2 separate regions of the Homo sapiens genome follow, and region 2 is linked to region 1. A link is an interaction called in ENCODE POLR2A ChIA-PET data of the cell type or tissue named here. Cell type or tissue: Panc1. All regions are shown on one strand. Each heading gives the region's core, and the rest is flanking DNA. Links, peaks and the distances in the headings are about the cores only. Region 1 overlaps LOC102723575 (a long non-coding RNA gene). Region 2 holds the start of OR4D11 (olfactory receptor family 4 subfamily D member 11).

What was found. ChIA-PET counts read pairs that join two places held together with the same protein. Peaks named below come from ENCODE experiments on the same cell type or tissue, not always from the same donor. Only the 100,000 strongest peaks of a DNase experiment are listed, where the experiment ranks them.
Region 2: POLR2A ChIA-PET joins it to region 1 with 6 read pairs; 5 of 35 experiments call an interaction of 5 or more read pairs at or near these places.

What each region holds. Positions count from the first base shown.
Region 1 is chr11:59,553,519-59,556,428 of GRCh38, forward strand. All of the region lies in intron 3 of LOC102723575 (a long non-coding RNA gene), which reads left to right. Among named protein-coding and RNA genes, the nearest start is that of TRK-TTT5-1, 1.5 kb to the right of the region's middle. RefSeq lists silencers at 2,838-2,887, 2,871-2,910. In Panc1, for the core only: no CTCF peak of the experiment used is centred there; no DNase peak of the experiment used is centred there; H3K4me3 peaks cover 962 bases; H3K27ac peaks cover 795 bases.
Region 2 is chr11:59,503,380-59,506,289 of GRCh38, forward strand. OR4D11 (olfactory receptor family 4 subfamily D member 11) reads left to right here and starts at 197. Exons shown (of 1, transcript NM_001004706.1): 1 at 197-1,132. The coding sequence starts at 197. The coding sequence ends at 1,132. In Panc1, for the core only: no CTCF peak of the experiment used is centred there; no DNase peak of the experiment used is centred there.

The DNA of each region.
Region 1 (2,910 bases), core at 186-2,685:
CGGCGCGTGCCACCACGCTCGGCTAATTTTTGTATTTTTTTGTAGAGGTGGGATTTCGCCATGTTGGTTAGCCTTCTCTCGAACTCGTGGCCTCAAGCGATTCGCCCGCCTCAGCGTCTCAAAATGTTGGGATTACAGGTGTGAGCCACCGCATCCGGCCTACTTCCCAGTGTTAAGCAGTCCACTACCACACAGTTAACACTTGATACAGTTAAGAGTTTGAGACTTTTGGTCTGTGTTTGGTGCCTATCAAGCTGGTCAGTCCCAGAACAGGAAACGCATCTTCATGCTCTTATTCATTCAAAGCTGTACTCAGTGACCAGTGTTACTCAGTTACTGTACTCAGTAACTCAGTGTACCTGGCACTTTTGTAAGAAGTGGAGGTTCACCGGGCGTGGTGGCTCACGCCTATAATCCCAGCACTTTGGGACACCGAGGCGGGTGGATCGCGAGGTCAGGAGTTCGCGACCAGCCTGGCCAGCATGGTGAAACCCCGTCTCTACTAAAAATACAAAAATTAGCCGGGCATGGTGGCGTGCGCCTTTAATCCTGGCTACTAAGGAGGCCGAGGAAGGAGAATAGCTTGACCTCAGGAGGCGGAGGTTGCAGTGAGCTGAGATTGCGCCACTGCACTCCAGCCTGGGCGACAGAGCGAGACTCCGTCTCAAAAAAAAAAAAAAGAAGAAGAAAAAAAAGAAGTGGAGGTTCAGAGGTTTGGAAAGAAACAGACCAAAGGCTCATAACCCCGTGGGACTGACCTCACGAGACACAGGCACCTCCTTTCCAAGGGGTCTGGTTTTAGTTTTCTTCCTTGAGCCGAGGCTTGCCATCTGATGCCTAGGGATCCACATCTTCATTTGTGAAAACTGCACCTGTCAAATTTGTGATTTTTCAATACCAACAACTCCCATCCAAAACAATGAGGCAAGGAGGGAGTCCCGCAGAGGAGGAAGTGTGTGATTTAACCCTTTTCTTCTGGCTCTTTATAGAAAAACTTCAAAGGAAGCTTTGATCTAAGGTGCCACTTCTGCCATCCCAGAAGCATGGAATATTTTGTTAATAACAAATCATATTTTTCCCAGCACTTTGGGAGGCTGAGGCAGGCGGATCACGTGAAGTCAAGAGTTCCAGACCAGCCTGACCAACATGGTGAAACCCCGTGTCTACTAAAAATACAAAAATTAGCCGGGCATGGTGGCGGGCGCCTGTAGTCCCAGCTACTCAGGAGGCTGAGGCAGGAGAATCGCTTGAACCCGAGAGGAGGAGGTTGCAGTGAGCCGAGGTCGCGCCATTGCACTCCAGCCTGGGCGACAAAAAAAGAAAAAAAAGAAAAAAGAAAGAAAGAAAGAAAGGAAGGAAGGAGAAAGAAAAAGAAAGAAAGAAAGAAAGAAAGAAAGAAAGAAAGAAAGAAAGAAAGAAAGAAAAAAAGAAAGAAAAGAAAGAAAGAAGAAAGAAAAGAAAAGAAAAAGAAAATAGTGAAAACGTCCTCTCACAGGCTTCATTGCCATTCCTCAAAATGTAGCCTTTTTATCAGGTTATTTTCTATCTTTATAGACCTTCCATGTATACGCAAACAAGATTTATATATAATTATATGTATTATTAAAGGATATATGTTTATATATGCTCATATACAGAAATGCTTTAATTTCTTTCTTTTTTTTTTTTTTTTTTTTTTTTTTTTTTGAGACGGAGTCTCTCTCTGTCGCCCAGGCTGGAGTGCAGTGGCTCGATCTCTGCTCACTGCAAGCTCCGCCTCCTGGGTTCACACCATTCTCCTGCCTCAGCCTCCCGAGTAGGTGGGACTACAGGCACCCGCCACCACGCCTGGCTAATTTTTTTTTTTTTTTTTTTTTTGTATTTTTTAGTAGAGACGGGGTTTCACTGTGTTAGCCAAGACAGTCTTGATCTCCTGACCTAATGATCCTCCCGCCTCGGCCTCCCAAAGTGCTGGGATTACAGGCGTGAGCCACAATGCCCAGCTTAATTCTCTTTCAAGGGATCCAATGCTTTAAGAAATGAGATGGCAAAGAAGTTATGAAGAAACAGGTCGAATTATAGAATTGACTAATTAGGTACGTCTGGGACACAGCTACCAAGGTAACAGACTCCCTAAAAAGATAAAATCCAGCCTGTAGCTTGCCTGATCAAAATCTTTCAATGGATGCTTTAGCTAAATGGTCAGATGCCCAAGGTTAGTAAATATCATCATTTTCCATTTGCTCTTCCCTCGGCTAGAAACCTCTTTCCAAGTCTTCAGGTGCCCAGTCGCTATCCACAGCTCGGTTCAGGCATCATCACTCCCTGGAAAACTTGGCTCTTAATTCGGGTGCCGACCAAGTCCTCCGGGGTCCGCAAAGGCTGGCATCCCACCACCAACGCGCGTGACTAGGGTCTTCTGTTTTGCGCGTCTTCCAGTTCCACTGAGGGCCGAGACTTTGTCTTTGCGGCCCCAGTACTTGCTTAGTTCCGAGAGTGCGGTTTGCACTCAGTAAGTAGCCACTTACTGAGTCCAATCGATTATTGGAAACCTAATTTTTCATCACTGCTTCTCCCACAAGAAGCTCTAGGACTGACTCCTCAAAGACCAAAACTGGAATTAGCAATCCCGCTGTTTACCCGGAGGCCCGGTCAAATGTCTTAAATCTGGGAGGATTCCTCCTGGGAAATTCCAGTAAGGGCGCGGAGCAGGTCAGGAAGGAGGTTACTTTTTGGGTCTTTATCGTCTATGATGGGAGAAAAGGAGAAATGAAGACTCGATTTTGCTGAACGCCTGCTCATTGTCAATTTTGCCGGTTCATCTCTCAAGAAATCAGCAAAAAGACTCAGAATTGTAATCGCGAAGGGAAAGAATGCGGCCACGTGGCCTATTTTCCTGTGGATAGACTAAGCAAACGCTTTTCTTCAGGG
Region 2 (2,910 bases), core at 192-2,691, 50 kb before region 1:
TTAAAATTGTAATTTATATAAGTGTATGCATGATTGTATAATAAGATGTCATTTTACATGCATTGGCAATAAACTTGAAATTGTAATATCTCACAAGTTTTCAGACCTAATACTTGAATCTGTTAAGAGAGAGTAAACACTTTCTGAAATAACATTATTTTTTCCAAGATATTCAGGAAAGAGAAAACATGATTCAATGGAGTTGGGAAATGTCACCAGAGTAAAAGAATTTATATTTCTGGGACTTACTCAATCCCAAGACCAGAGTTTGGTCTTGTTTCTTTTTTTATGTCTTGTGTACATGACGACTCTGCTGGGAAACCTCCTCATCATGGTCACCGTGACCTGTGAGTCTCGCCTTCACACCCCCATGTACTTCCTGCTCCGCAATCTAGCCATCCTTGACATCTGCTTCTCCTCCACAACTGCTCCTAAAGTCTTGCTGGACCTTCTGTCAAAGAAAAAGACCATATCCTATACAAGCTGCATGACACAGATATTTCTCTTCCACCTCCTTGGTGGGGCAGACATTTTTTCTCTCTCTGTGATGGCGTTTGACTGCTACATGGCCATCTCCAAGCCCCTGCACTATGTGACCATCATGAGTAGAGGGCAATGCACTGCCCTCATCTCTGCCTCTTGGATGGGGGGCTTTGTCCACTCCATCGTGCAGATCTCCCTGTTGCTGCCTCTCCCTTTCTGTGGACCCAATGTTCTTGACACTTTCTACTGCGATGTCCCCCAGGTCCTCAAACTCACTTGCACTGACACTTTTGCTCTTGAGTTCTTGATGATTTCCAACAATGGCCTGGTCACTACCCTGTGGTTTATCTTCCTGCTTGTGTCCTACACAGTCATCCTAATGACGCTGAGGTCTCAGGCAGGAGGGGGCAGGAGGAAAGCCATCTCCACTTGCACCTCCCACATCACTGTGGTGACCCTGCATTTTGTGCCCTGCATCTATGTCTATGCCCGGCCCTTCACTGCCCTCCCCACAGAAAAGGCCATCTCTGTCACCTTCACTGTCATCTCCCCTCTGCTGAACCCTTTGATCTACACTCTGAGGAACCAGGAAATGAAGTCAGCCATGAGAAGACTGAAGAGAAGACTCGTGCCTTCTGAAAGGGAATAGAAAACAAATCCAGGCCAGGCGCGGTGGCTCACAGCTGTAACCCCAGCACTTTGGGAGGCCAAGGCGGGTGGATCATGAGGTCAAGAGATCGAGACCATCCTGGCCAACATGGTGAAACCCTGTCTCTACTAAAAATACAAAAATTAGCTGGGCATGATGGTGCGCACCTGTAGTCCCAGCTACCAGGAGGCTGAGGCAGGAGAATTACTTGAACCCAGGAGGCAGAGGTTGCAGTGAGCCAAGATTGCGTCACTGCATTCCAGCCTGGCAACACAGCAAGACTCCATCTCAAAAAAAAAAAAAAAAAGAGGCCGGGCGCGGTGGCTCATGCCTGTAATTTTTTTGGGAGGCCGAGGCGGGCAGATCACGAGGTCAGGAGATCGAGACCATCCTGGTTAACACGGTGAAACCTCGTCTCTACTAAAAATACAAAAAATTAGCTGGGCGTGGTGGCAGGCGCCTGTGGTCCCAGCTACTCGGGAGGCTGAGGCAGGAGAATTACTTGAACCCAAGAGGCAGAGGTTGCAGTGAGCCGAGATCGCGCCACTGCATTCCAACCTGGTAACACAGTGAGACTCTGTCTCAAAAAAAAAAAAAAAGAAAAGAAAACAAATTCAGCTCTTCATCACCAAGGACACCTTATATTATTTTTCCCATGAATTCACATTTACATACTCAGATACATTGTCAGTAAACCAACTATACTGACTATGAACAATTTGTCTTCCTATTTCAGTTAGTAGATAACTGATAACCTAAGCTTCTGTGCAGCATGAACTAACTAGTGTTATAGGAGTGAACTGACTGTTACTTTTCCAAAGACCAAGTAACCTTATGTCAATCAAGACAGCTATATGGCAGGCAGATAAGATGATTAAGTCCAACATTTTTTTCAGAAGATAAGGAAATAAAAGCCCAGAGAGATAAAGTGATGTGTTCAAGGTCTTATATTAAGTTAATTACAGAGACATCTTCAGATGCTCAACCCATTGTTCTTCCACCACATGAATGTAATTTATTACATTGTTGGACCTGTCTATACCAAACTATAATCCTGTTCCAGAAGGATCTCATGATCAATGCCTCTGGAGTACATATATGTGGGTATGCATAGCCTATTGCAGATTGAGAAATTGGCCTCTGCTGAATTAAACTAAAGTGGGCTCATGAGCTACTGAGAACTTCATAGGAACATAATGGTTATCCTCCTGGATTCCTATCAAGATTGATGAGGCTTGGGAAGATTTCTCATCATGGCCTAAAGGTATATATCTTAATGCAGAACTAGACATGCCACACATTCTCATGATGAGTTTGGATAAAGGCAAAACTTCAGAAACCACACACATGAAGCAATTTATCTCTACCATCAAAGGACCGATTTTCCAGTTGCAGCCTTACAAGGGTCAGTTTTGCCTTGGCCTCACCATTGAGAATTCACATTTCTTTTCACTGGAAAGAGAGAATGGGAGAGTTTAAGAAGAAAAAACTCTACCCGGTCTATTTTTTCAAACTTCTAGTGTTTGTGAAGAGGCAGTATAGGCTAGTGTTATTATCTGGGAGAGCAGTAAAGCATGGTGGATGAAAGCTCTAATTTCAGAGTCATACAGACCCAGGTATGAATCCTATCTCTGCCATCCACCAGCTGTGCGATCTTGAGCAAGTTATTTCACCTCTCTCTCCAAAGGTCATAGTTCACCTACGCAAAGATTCTCGTTATAATATCCATCTCATGAGGTTGTTGTAAAGGACAAAATGAGATGGTATACATGAAATAT